2 separate regions of the Mus musculus genome follow, and region 1 is linked to region 2. The links are chromatin contacts, found by Hi-C or POLR2A ChIA-PET in ENCODE. All regions are on one chromosome and are shown on one strand. The core of a region is the stretch at or near the end of the contact, and the rest is flanking DNA. Distances in the headings are between cores, read along the strand shown. Region 1 holds the start of 2310022A10Rik (RIKEN cDNA 2310022A10 gene). Region 2 holds the start of Akt2 (thymoma viral proto-oncogene 2).

The links. A loop is a pair of places that touch in the nucleus more often than their neighbours do. ChIA-PET counts read pairs that join two places held with the same protein, here RNA polymerase II (POLR2A).
Region 1: a map of T-helper 1 cell shows a loop between it and region 2 (2.0-fold over the local background). The contact joins the promoter of 2310022A10Rik here to the promoter of Akt2 in region 2. A Hi-C loop is called at or near these places in 2 of 37 maps with a recorded cell type or tissue (T-helper 1 cell and gastrocnemius). POLR2A ChIA-PET finds 5 or more read pairs at or near these places in 4 of 5 experiments (Patski and embryonic stem cell).

Annotation. Positions count from the first base shown.
Region 1 is chr7:27,551,877-27,557,996 of GRCm38, reverse strand. 2310022A10Rik (RIKEN cDNA 2310022A10 gene) reads right to left here and starts at 4,707. Exons shown (of 10, transcript NM_175107.5): 1 at 4,644-4,707; 2 at 1,463-1,583. The coding sequence starts at 1,507. Pld3 (phospholipase D family, member 3) reads left to right here and starts at 4,779. Exons shown (of 14, transcript NM_011116.2): 1 at 4,779-4,999. It overlaps Gm45975, which reads right to left and starts at 1,453. Exons shown (of 2, transcript XM_017312418.2): 1 at 469-1,453; 2 at 1-225. The coding sequence starts at 1,146.
Region 2 is chr7:27,589,541-27,596,014 of GRCm38, reverse strand. It overlaps Akt2 (thymoma viral proto-oncogene 2), which reads right to left and starts at 4,463. Exons shown (of 14, transcript NM_001110208.2): 1 at 4,136-4,463.

The DNA of each region.
Region 1 (6,120 bases), core at 3,458-5,957, 38 kb after region 2:
CATACACACCAGGTACACATCCCACAGTCTCAGCATCATACACACCAGGTACACATCCCACAGTCTCAGCACCATACTCACCAGGTACACATCCCACAGTCTCAGCACCATACTCACCAGGTACACATCCCACAGTCTCAGCACCATACACACCAGGTACACATCCCACAGTCTCAGCACCATACACACCAGGTACACATCCCACAGTCTCAGCACCATACTCACCAGGTACACATCCCACAGTCTCAGCATCATACACACCAGGTACACATCCCACAGTCTCAGCACCATACACACCAGGTACACATCCCACAGTCTCAGCATCATACACACCAGGTACACATCCCACAGTCTCAGCACCATACTCACCAGGTACACATCCCACAGTCTCAGCACCAGGTACACATCCCACAGTCTCAGCACCATACACACCAGGTACACATCCCACAGTCTCAGCACCATACACACCAGGTACACATCCCACAGTCTCAGCACCATACTCACCAGGTACACATCCCACAGTCTCAGCATCATACACACCAGGTACACATCCCACAGTCTCAGCACCATACACACCAGGTACACATCCCACAGTCTCAGCATCATACACACCAGGTACACATCCCACAGTCTCAGCACCATACTCACCAGGTACACATCCCACAGTCTCAGCACCATACTCACCAGGTACACATCCCACAGTCTCAGCACCATACACACCAGGTACACATCCCACAGTCTCAGCACCATACACACCAGGTACACATCCCACAGTCTCAGCACCATACTCACCAGGTACACATCCCACAGTCTCAGCATCATACACACCAGGTACACATCCCACAGTCTCAGCACCATACACACCAGGTACACATCCCACAGTCTCAGCATCATACACACCAGGTACACATCCCACAGTCTCAGCACCATACTCACCAGGTACACATCCCACAGTCTCAGCACCATACACACCAGGTACACATCCCACAGTCTCAGCACCATACACACCAGGTACACATCCCACAGTCTCAGCACCATACTCACCAGGTACACATCCCACAGTCTCAGCACCATACACACCAGGTACACATCCCACAGTCTCAGCACCATACACACCAGGTACACATCCCACAGTCTCAGCACCATACTCACCAGGTACACATCCCACAGTCCCAGCACCTGGGAGACAGAGGCATCATGAGCAGAAAGAAGCTCAAGGCTGTCCTTAGCTAGACAGCAAGCTCTGAATCTAGCGCCAACAGACAATAGAGAGCTCTGAGACCGTCAGGACATGGCACAAATCAAGTACCAAGTAGCCGCCAGGCCAGAGCATCACAAAGATGCCTTGCAACAGCCTCGCAGGGAAGACCATTATTAGCTCCATTCCCATCAATTAAAAAGTCACACATGACTCACTCAGCAAGGAACAGGGACTTGTCAAGTGTCACATGTAGCAACTGACCTTTCTGAGATTGAAAAGCAAGTTCTCTCCGATTCTGAAGCCCATGGAGCAGGTGCTCACGAGTGTTCACTCTGTGCCAGGGACTGAGGTAAGCATACCTCAGTGGCTTCCCATGATGATCCTGGGAGGAAGGAAAATGAGCAAAAAGAGGAAATAAAGTCAGAGATAGAAAGAGAATGGTCAGCCTGGGAACACACAGCATGTAAGGCAGGGCCAGGACTTGAACTCAGGTTAGTCCAATGTGTGATGAATGGGGAGTGAGGCACTGCTGTGAAGTAGACATAACCAGTCTCTCCTTGGAAGGCCTCCGCTATACTAAACCAGAAGTCTAGGGCCTTGAAGTCACCACTGCTAAACTCAATTTCAGCTCCTAACGCCATGTTGGTTGGTTGGTTGGGTCCCATGGTGAAGCTAGATCTCCTGAATTAGTCAAGATGGCCATGAATTCACAATTTTCCTGTCTCCACCTCCCAGGTGCCAAGCTTCTTCTCCCTATGATTTAAAAAATCCGTTTCTGGGGGCCGGAGACATGACTCGGTGCTTAGGACATGGTTTGCGCCTGTAGAAGACCCAGTTTAGTTCCCAGCACTCTGGGAGCAAGGCACAACCACCTGTAACTCCATCTCCAACATGCCTGGGCTCCAAGTGCGTCAGGTATGTACATGGTGCAAAGTATGGACAGGCTGGTAAATACACACACACATAAAAGGAAAGAGACCATCTTAAAAGTTCATGTCCCCAGCTGGGGAGATGGCTCAGTCAGTACTGTGCATGAAGACCTGAGTTCAAATCCCCACCACCCACTTTTTATAAAGCCAAGCACTGGGGAAGTGAAGATTGGAGGATCCCTGGAGCTCATTAGCCATCCTGTGTGCCCAAATGGGTAAGCTCCGTGTTCAGTGAGAGACCCTGATTTAAAATATAAGGTAAAGAATAATTGAGTAAGACATCCAACTTTAGCATCTGCAGGCGGGTACCACATGCTCAGCCACACGGACATACACACAAACACAGAGGAGTGTTTTTAAAAGTCCATCTCTTGCACTGACTCTCGGAATAGAGGAAATTGACAAAATTAACATTTTTAAAAAGACAGCTCTCGGGCTGGTGAGGTGGCTCAGTGGTTAAGAGCACCAACTGTTCTTCCCAAGGTCCTGAGTTCAAGTCCCAGCAACCACATGGTGGCTCACAACCATCCGTAACAAGAGCTGACTCCTTCTGGAGCGTCTGAAGACAGCTACAGTGTACTTACATATAATAAATAAACAAATCTTAAAAAAAAAAAAAGACAGCTCTCAAAACTCAATTCTAGAAATACCATTTACAGAATCCACATGCTACGTCCTTCAAGGTCTTGAATCCAAAGCACCAACCATGCTTACAGCTTTAGAATCCCAGCATTCAGGAGGCGGTGTAATAGCACCATGAGCTTGAGGACAGTCAAGGCAAAAGCCTAAGGCCCTGTCTCAAAAAAGCCAAAGAAGGGGTGGAAAGGTGGAGAGGAAGGGGGGAGGGGAACTTAGACCCAACCCTGACCTCAGGCAGGTAGCTCTGCTTTCTGGGACTCCCCCTCTTGGAGCCATTTAAGGACGGTCCCACTACTGCTCATCATAGCAGCAGGTACCTGCAGTCTTGGCACTTGGGAAGTTGAGGCTTTTGAGTTCCAGGCCAGGTGTGCTCCGTGGACAGCCCTTACCTCAAAAAGCCGAGGGCTGGGAAACTGCTCAGTGGTGGGGCACTTGCCTAGCGTGTGCCTGGCCTGGGTTCCATTGCCAGGACTTTAAAGTAAATGATAGGACAACCTACTCAAAGGTGCCTGCCATCAAGTCAGACAACAGGAGTTCTGTCGCCTGAACCGGCATCCCACTCGGAGAAAGAGAACTGACTCCCAAAACTTTTCCTAATCTCCACAGAAATGCATGGGCAGGTACATCAATGGGGAAAAAAATTAAAAACAAGTACCTCTGCTTTTCTCCTGGGGGGGGGGGGGGCGGCAGGTGGGGAGGGGCAGAGAGATAAGTAGGCTAAGTAGGTAAAGGCCACCAGGCCAAGCTATCCTCTGGTTTTACATACAGTGTAATAAAACATGTCATTTAAAATTAAAAAATATATATATTAGAGGGGTTAAAACAGCAAACTCAAAGTTCCTACAACTACGTCTGACAGGTATTCATTAAATCTGAACTAAACTAGTGACAGACTGGGACAGTTGTAGACCTAATGTAAGTTGCATGCAGATGTGAGGTGGAAACCAAGTATATAAGACTATTTAGCCACCCTGGCATGATAGCAGAGGCTTTTAATCCCAGCACTGGGTAGAGGGGCAGAGGCAGGCAGTTTATCTGTGAGTTCAAAGCCAACCTGGTCTATGTAGTGAGTTCCACGACAGAAAGAGCTACAAACAGAGACCCAGCTTCAAAAATAATAAATAAGTAAATAAACAAACAAACACACAAACAAAACAACTTTTCAAGTATCTTTCATTTACTGCCCACAAATGAAGAGGAATGTTCTATTTCTATTGTATTTCAAGTTAAGGTTCCCTTCTCCTGGCTAGGATAACAATGCAAAATGCCCCCTTTTAAATTGAGGAACATGCATTAGTCATTATTTTAAATCGCTATTTCAGGACTCAGGAAAGAGGCAAACAATCTTCTTGACTGTTGTTTTGCTTCCTTTGGGCTTCCCTCCTCTATGTTGTTAGAACTCTCAGCTACAATCCCGATCCACCGAGCTGTTGGTATGCCAAAGACATTCATCAGGATCCACACGACGAACATAGGAGCCTGAGATTATCGGTTTTCACTAAACAGAGAAAACTTGGGCTCAGAAAGGTAATGACACAGGCCCAGTTCTTGCAAAGGGAAGCTGGGATTAGAACCCAAACCCGCTGGCCTGCTAGCTCGGGCAGCTCCCGCGCGGGTACCCATCATCAGTGCTAACGAGGATGGAAGAGTAACATGGAGAGCTCTGAGAGCAGAACGGGTGTGCACGACCTGACGTCCCATTACACGGGTTCTACGGTCAGCTTCTGGGCCCCCATTGTACAGAAGAGGAAACTGAGGCTCAGAAAGAGAAATCATTTATCTGATCGTACAGTATGGGCTGCGCGGGAAGTCCAGACCCCCGGCCACCCCGTATCTCCATCCCTAACCTCCTCCGTCCCAGTCCCGCACCTCACCTGGCACTCTGGGGCCCGCACCCCCACGAGGCGCCCGCCCGCCCTCCGGGTCGCGCCAACTGTCAGACACTCCTCCCTCGGCCTGGGCCGCCCGCCCCGGAAGTCCTGCCCTTGATACCGGAAGCCAGACTGCACCTTCCACCAGCCGCTCTAGCCCTCCTAGCCTCCAACCAGCAAGAGAGTGTGGGGCGGCGACCATCACATGACAACACAGAGCCTCGGTCGCGAAGAACGCCGCCAATCAGAAAGGATCAAGTCTAGCCCCCACCCTGCCCGCAGTCTAGCGCGACTGCGCCTGCGCACAGGTGGGCGGGAAGGCGGGGCTAGGTTCTGGAGTAGAAGACTCTGACGTGCAGGTACTGTGCGATCTGGTGCGCGACACCTTGGCTGCCCTCCCTGTGTCACCCTCTCGTCTATAATGCATCTCTTCTATATCGTCCTTGGCCCACTTAGGTGCCCTCATCCCTTCTCTTAAATCATACCCCACTTAAATCGTCACCACCCCTCCCCTTCTGACGCCATGACCTCTCTCACATCGCCCCCTCCTTTAAGAAGTAATTTTTGTTTTTTTGTTTGTTTACAATTAATTGAGTATCTGTGACTGCATTTACCCGAGGAGATCAGAAGATGTCTAATTCCCTGGATTTGTAGTTACGAATGGTTGTGAGCCATCCCATGTGAATGCTGGGTTTTCTAGTTCAGGTCCTTTGGAAGAGCAACAAGTGCTTTTAACTGCTGCACCATCTCTTCAGCACAAACATTGTCCTTTTTATTCATTTTCATTCCCCTTAAGCCCTGATTGGCCTTATATGCTCAGTTTTCTCTTTTTATGTGACAGGGTCTCCTTGTAACCTCAAAGTATGTCAGCTCAGACACGCCCCTGCTGTCCCCAGTGCTCCGCTGGTCACTCTTCCATCTTTGTTAGCACTGGGTACCTGTGCGGGAGATTAGCATTCAGTCACCAGTGCAACTCAGGCTGGCCTTGAATTTTAGATCCAATTGCTCAGCCTCCTGAGTGTGGGGATTGCAAGCACTGATGAGCCGGTCTCTCTGTCATCATTGTCTTAGTCACCCACACATCTCCTTCATGAAACCCCCATTTCCCCTAAATCTCTTCATACCAGTTATTCTTGTACTTCCTGTTTCCATCTCCCCTTAGATTACCCTCAAATCGCCCTGGTGTCTCCATCTCTCCACTAACACATCTGTATTCAGCATTACCCACAAGGAGCCACCCAGCCTTATAGCTTTCCCTCCTCTGTGGGTACACGTTTCACATATTTCCATGGTGTGGGATATTATATGGTATTCTATGGTATCCCAGGGTCCCAGCTTCACCCCTAAACCTGTGGGAAACCCAGGCCACCAAACCATGCCTCTCCAATTCCTGCTTTCCCATTTGTAAAATGCACAGTAGCCAACAGGTTTGTGTGTCTGTAAACCCAATGTCCAGGAGCTAAAGCAGGAGGATCTCTAC
Region 2 (6,474 bases), core at 3,214-5,713:
ACCAGAGCAGTTGTAGGGCAGTTATTCTCTCGAGGGGGAACTAAGAGGCCTGTGAAACAGTGCCTGGCCCTAGGCAGAAGCTTGAAAACCTCCAAGGCCAAGGTTACCACCCAACTGAGTAAATTCTCAGACCCCACATTCCTTCCCAGGCCCCATCCCCTGGCCACCAACACTCACCCACTCTCGCAGGCCTCTCCCTGTGGGACATCCCTACACCTCATCAAGCTCATCCTCTCCCCCCCCCCCACCCACCCACGGTGGTCTCCCTGCTGCTCCTAGGCAAAGAAGCTCCTGATGGTCCCCAGGGCCTCACCCAAATTCACCACCTAGCAGCTAACCTATTCCTTGCTTACCCTCCTGTTGGTTTCCTTCAGCTCCACAAAAGACTTGTGTTTTGTAAACAGGGTGTTACTATGTAGTCCTGGTTAATCTGGAACATACTATGTACATCAGACTGGCCTGGAACCCACAGAGACCCACCAGCATCTGTCTCTTCAGCGCTGGGATTAAAGACATGCTGTACAACGTTGGACAGAATTGGGACTCTGTCAGTACCCTAGTATTTTCACCTGATGCAACACCCTGCCTGCTCCCAACCTTTCCACCACTCCATGACTGTGGCAGGGATTTAGAAAAAGCACACAAAACAAAGGTATGAACCAACTCTGGAACGTGGGAAGGACCTACAGTTTGTACCGAGAGGCACTTGTTAGCTGACTTTACTGTGTGCCACCTTGACTCTACATTTGGGAAAGTGACTAACGTCAGCCCTGCTTTTCTCCTGATGTCCTCTGACAAACTACTACAAACTAGCTAGGGCACAGAATCCTAGCAGCAGTGAATTATAATTTGCTAGGCCACGCTGAGCACATACCTGTCTATCACTTGCGCCAGACATAGAAGAGGCTGCAGTATCTAGGATTCCCTGTTGCCACCTAAGGAAGGCATTGTCCTCCCTGAACTCAGATAAGGCTTCAAGAAGGCTGAAGTGCCCACTCAGAGCTACACAGCTAGCACCTGGAAGGCTGGATTTGAACTCAGTGCTTAGTACTGCACTATAGCCTTTTTGAAAACTGTGTGTATTATTGTGTATGTACATGTACATAGTTGGGGACATGCTGTGACATGCAGAGGACGACTGTGGAGCTGGTTCTGACCTTCTACCCTTATGTGGGTTCTGAGGATTGAACACAGGTTGCAAGGCCTGCATAATAGCAAATGTCTTCACCCCCTGAGCCATCTTGTCAGCCCAACATAGCTCTTTACAGAAGCTGGGAACCAGGACATTGAATGTCTAGATGGAGACTGGACAGAGTTGGATTCCTAGACACCTAACAGAAGCGAAAGCAGGGGATGGATAAGGTGGGTGCCTCGTCCTACAGCAGGTTCTGAGTGTCCGCAGAGACTCCCATGGCTTGGCACCATGGTAGAAGCTTTCTATCGATCGGTTAAGTCACTCACTGGCTCTTCACAGCAGCTGGAGCTGAGCGCCTTCGGAGTCTACTGCATGTAGATATTCTCACTCCAATCACACAGCCCGAAGAGCTCATGCTCACCCTGCCTCTAACTGGGGTCCATAGCTGCTCTCACCACCTCGCGGAATGGCTCTCCTGCTAGCGTCTTCTGTCCCCAGCACACATGTACTCAGGGCTAAAAGAGGTCTTATTCAGTTCTGTCCCCCAGTTTCTCCCGAAAAACCTGAAATGCTGAAACTTTCAAGTACAGGAACATCCAAAGAATGCAGACACCCAGAACCAGGCTCAAGAGGGCAGAGAGCACTGCAGCCTGGGACCTCTGCGTCTAAATCCCAGCCTGGCTTCCAAGGGGTCTGATTCAGACCTGGAAAAAAGCACCTTCTCCTTCAGGCTGCAATTTCTAATTTTGCTTCAACAAAAAGAAATAAAATGCTATATAAAGCCACAAGCCCAAAGCTGGGCACAGAGTAGTTAGTCGCAAACAGAAGCCACAATGGCTCAGTGCCTTGGTTGCCTTACCTGTGACCTGGGCATAACATTCCTACCTCACTGTTAGGTCTCTATAAAGTAGACAGAACGATAGGTACACAACTATAATATTTGAAACTTACATGAAGCCATCCATGTGCAAAAGGCCTATCATATCCCTAGCATGATAGGACTACTAAATAGCACATACTACCCACTATCACTTGAAATGGTGCAGCCCTGTGACTCGGTTTCCTCAACTAAAAAGGACAGCATGACAACAGAGTCTGCTACTCTAGACCGCAAGGCATCCTCCACAGTGTGTGGCACACTGAATGCTCTGAGTGAAGGTCAGCTATCAATTTCACGGTCATTACTTTTATAGCGCCTGTTAACTCTATCAGGCAAACCTTCTGAAAGCTCCTTGGAGAGGTCGAGAAGCCCATCCCTGGTGGAGAAAACCCTAGAGGACACCCACTGCCTGCACCTTCTCTCTGGGAACCACGCCGCACTGAGGCCGGCAAGCACGGACACCAACGCTGTAGATCAATGGCTACTGTCTGTTCCCTTGACCATATCACCAGACTTGTCAGCTAGGTCAATCAGGGCCTGCAGCCAATCCTCCAGGAAATTTAGACCTAGGACAAAGGTTACAGGGCAAGCCAAGATCACAAGCTAGCCTAAGGAGCAAGGACACTGGCCACACACTTCTGGGGTTCCCTGCTTAGGGACCACAGTAAGAAACTAGGTCTGTGAGGAACCTAAAGCAGTCCCAAACACTATTACGTAGCCTTTCTCCCTAGGTCAGACCAAGCTGGATAAAGTACACTCCCCTCCAAGTACCCTTGGCCTCTGCAGAGCGAACAGCTGGGAAAACAGCACTCAACCTCACCAAGAGGCCAACTGTTATCACTCAACTAGTAGGAGCGTAAACAGGACTCTAGATTGAGCTGGTAACAGGGAGGCACAAGCAGCCACGTGGCCAGGGCTGGAGAAACGTGGGCCCCTTCACATCCATATCCACGACACCAGGCAGTACCTGAACTCTCACCTGCATCTCTGAGGAGGGAATAGTAAACAGGCTAAAAATCAGCCTGACCTGAACCTATGGTTTTCTAGCAGGGGGAGGCCTGTCACCAGGTGCCAAAAGTTCTCCAAATGAGAGAAACAGGGGCCCCAAATTCTGAGAATAAAGATGCCCCCCCCCCACTTCGCTCTAGAGAGCTGTCCCTTAAAACACACCTTCCGCCCAAAAGGTGACAGGCAGGTCCAGAGGCACTTCTCCTTATCCAAGCCCGATAGCCCCTCCCTTTCCTAGTAGGGAGCCAGACTAGAGATCAGAAAACTTCAGTGACTTCTAAAACACATCTCCACCCCCGGAAGCAAAGAACTTGCCAAAGGATGTCCCACACACCTTAAAGAGAAATAATCTGAGAGGGTTCTGGAGTGGTGAGTGGACAACCCCATGATAAAAAGCAGCCCAGTAACGATCCCGTTTTCCCCAAAGTCATAAAGAAGTTCAAGAAAGGGTGAGCTGAGTGTAAACGCCCACCCCTGCATATTACAGGAAGAGAAAAGCGCTCCTCGCCCACTCAGTATCACACCCCTAAAAGTACGCCCCTTAACACTCACTCGGGCCTCCCAGCACCCTGTGCCTCAAAGATGATAAACATCACAGCCCTCCACCCGACCCTGTTCTCCTCTAAGTACAAAGACTGCTCTCTCGTGTCTAGGTGGTACTACCCTGACTGCCCCAACACGGCCACCCTGGGCCCAGACCCCTCTCCAGAAGCTCCCATCCCTCTAAGTGCACTATAGGAACGGCTCCCAAAGCACCCAAGCGGCACTTGACACGGTGAGCGCCTCAAAAGCTGGACAGGCTGGCACCACAGAGAAGGAGCTGTCTCCCCCGATGTCCCCGAGGGCAGCCCCCAGCCCGCACACTCAGAGAGAGCTCCCCCCGCCGCCGCAGTGGTATGGACCACGGCACCCGCCCCGCGTCCCTCTGGGTTTGTCCCCCCCAGCCCCGCAGCAGGCGCCCCCACTCCGTTCCGGAAGAGGGGGGGAGCCTCCAGGTCCGTGGTCCCCGCCAGGCGGGCACGGGTGGTACGGCCCAGCGAGGCCCCACGGGGGGCCAGGACGCGACCATCGCGGAGGGGAGGGCGCTTGGGGACACGCGCTGGCGTACTCACCTGTCACCGGCGGCCGCCCAGCCTCTCCGGCCGGGCTCTACCCCCGCCCATCGCCACGCTGAGCTCGTTCCCGCTCCTTATTTATGAACTGGCGGCAGCAACGGCGGCAGTGCTGGCGGCGGCGACGCCTTCTCGGAGTCAGGCCCAACGGCTCGCGCAGCGCGGGCCCCCCCGCCCCCTCCCCCCAGCCCCCAGCCCCCACTCACAGCCCCCTCCCACCCGCTGGCCGGAAATACCGCCTTTTCCAGCCACAAACAGGAACTGACGTAGTAGACCAAGGGAATGGCCTCAGAAAACATCAGACCGCAAGCGCAGGAACTAGGAGGCAGGCAGGCTCAAGGCAGCGCGCCTGCGTACTTTAGGCACCCGTCACGTTAACTTTTTATTTATTTATTTTTTTTAAGAGCCCCGTTCTGAGCTGGGGGGGCGGAGGGGGGGGTAGCATTACACATGCGCAGTAGGACACCAACAAGTAGGCTTTCCCCGAAGGCCCAGTGATTACTTCCCGGCAATCAAAGGGCTTTATTTACATATGCTTTGATCTTGTTTTATTCTTCTCTTTCCTGCCTTCCTAGTTCCTAGACCAGCGGTTCTTCACTTGGGAACCTCTCACAGGGGTTGCCTAAGATCATCGGAAAATTCAGATATTTACATTATGATTCATAAGAATAGCAAAATTAGTTATGAAGTGACAACGAAAATAATTTTATGTTTGGGGGATCACCACATGAGGAACTGTATTAAAGAGTCACATTAGGTAGACTGAGAAACACTGTCCTAGACTTTCTTTTTTTCTTTCTTTTTTTTTTTTTTTTTTTTTTTAACTTAATGTATGAGTGCTCTGATCTGCAGGCCAGAAGAGGGCATCAGATCCCCTTATAGATGGTAGTGAGCCACCATGTGATTGCTGGGACTTGAACTCAGGACCTCTGGAAGAGCAGTTAGTGTTCTTAACCGCTGAGCCATCTTACCAGCCTGACTTTTTTTTTTTTTTTGGTTTTTCGAGACAGGGTTTCTGTGTATAGCCCTGGCTGTCCTGAAACTCGCCCTGTAGACCAAGCTGTCTTGAACTCAGAGATCTGCCTGCTTCTGCCTTCTGAGCAATAGGATTAAAGGCCTGGCCTGCCACTGCCAGGCTCCTAGATGCTTACTTATAGAGACCCAAAACAAGTTAGTTAAGATCAAGCACAAAGCAGGGTATGGCAACAGGTCTGTTACTGCATCATTCTGGATGTTGGGGCAGGCCAGCTAGACCTTGTCTCAAAAAAAAAAAAAGATGTTGCACTCAAGCTTTGAGCCACATAACCCCACATTAGAATATCCTCTTCTGTAACTATGGGCTGACTTCTGTATCCACATCTCAAGAATCCACATCTTCAAAACACAAATAACCTTGGATTATCTTACGAAAACAGTTCTTATTAAACTGTGACTTCAAAATATTAATGTCACTTGCACATGATATATATCTAAATAAATGTGGGACTTATAATTTCTCATATGGAGTAACTTGAGCCCATGTAAGACTTAAAACCACAGAAAATCGCTCACAGAAAAAAAGGTATATAGGTTGCACGGCTGTAACCCACCTCTGCAGACCCTGAAACAAGAGGACTAAGAATTCCATGCCAGATTGGGATTCATAGTAAGACCTTGAAATTTCAAGGTTTCCCTTAATTATTGGGGATGGAGTAGATGCAAGTGAGGAGCCAGAGAGGAGAGCATCAGACTGGAGCTACAGCTTCTGACCACTGTAGTCAGCGCCATGGGGAGCTCCCAGCCAGACTCAAGTCCTTGCAAAAGCTGGAGGCTTTTTTTTTTTTTTTTTTTTTTTTTTGGTTTTTCGAGACAGGGTTTCTCGAGACAGGGTTTCTCCATGTAGCCCTGGCTGTCCTGGAACTCACTCTGTAGACCAGGCTGGCCTCGAACTCAGAAATCCGCCTGCCTCTGCCTCTGCCTCCAGAGTGCTGGGATTAAAGGCGTGCGCCACCACGCCCGGCTTGCTGGAGGCTTTTTTATTAGTATTTTATTTCAACATTAATGGGTGGCTGGGGGGCTTAGCAGTTAAGAACAACCCCTGATCCCCAGAGAACTGAACTTCAGCTCTCAGATCCCACATACCTTTTTTTTTTTTTCGTTTGTTTGTTTTTCTGTAAGCAGAGGGAAATGTTTTCGTTTTGGGAAAAAGCCATGTAGCCTTGAGCTCATAAAAATCCTCCTATGCCAGCCTAGGCAAGTGCTGGGATTACAGAGATGCCACTTTACCCAGGTCATATGAGGGGCTCACAGGTGCCTCAGCGGGTGTACATACCTGTTTGCCAAGCCTAATAACCTAAATG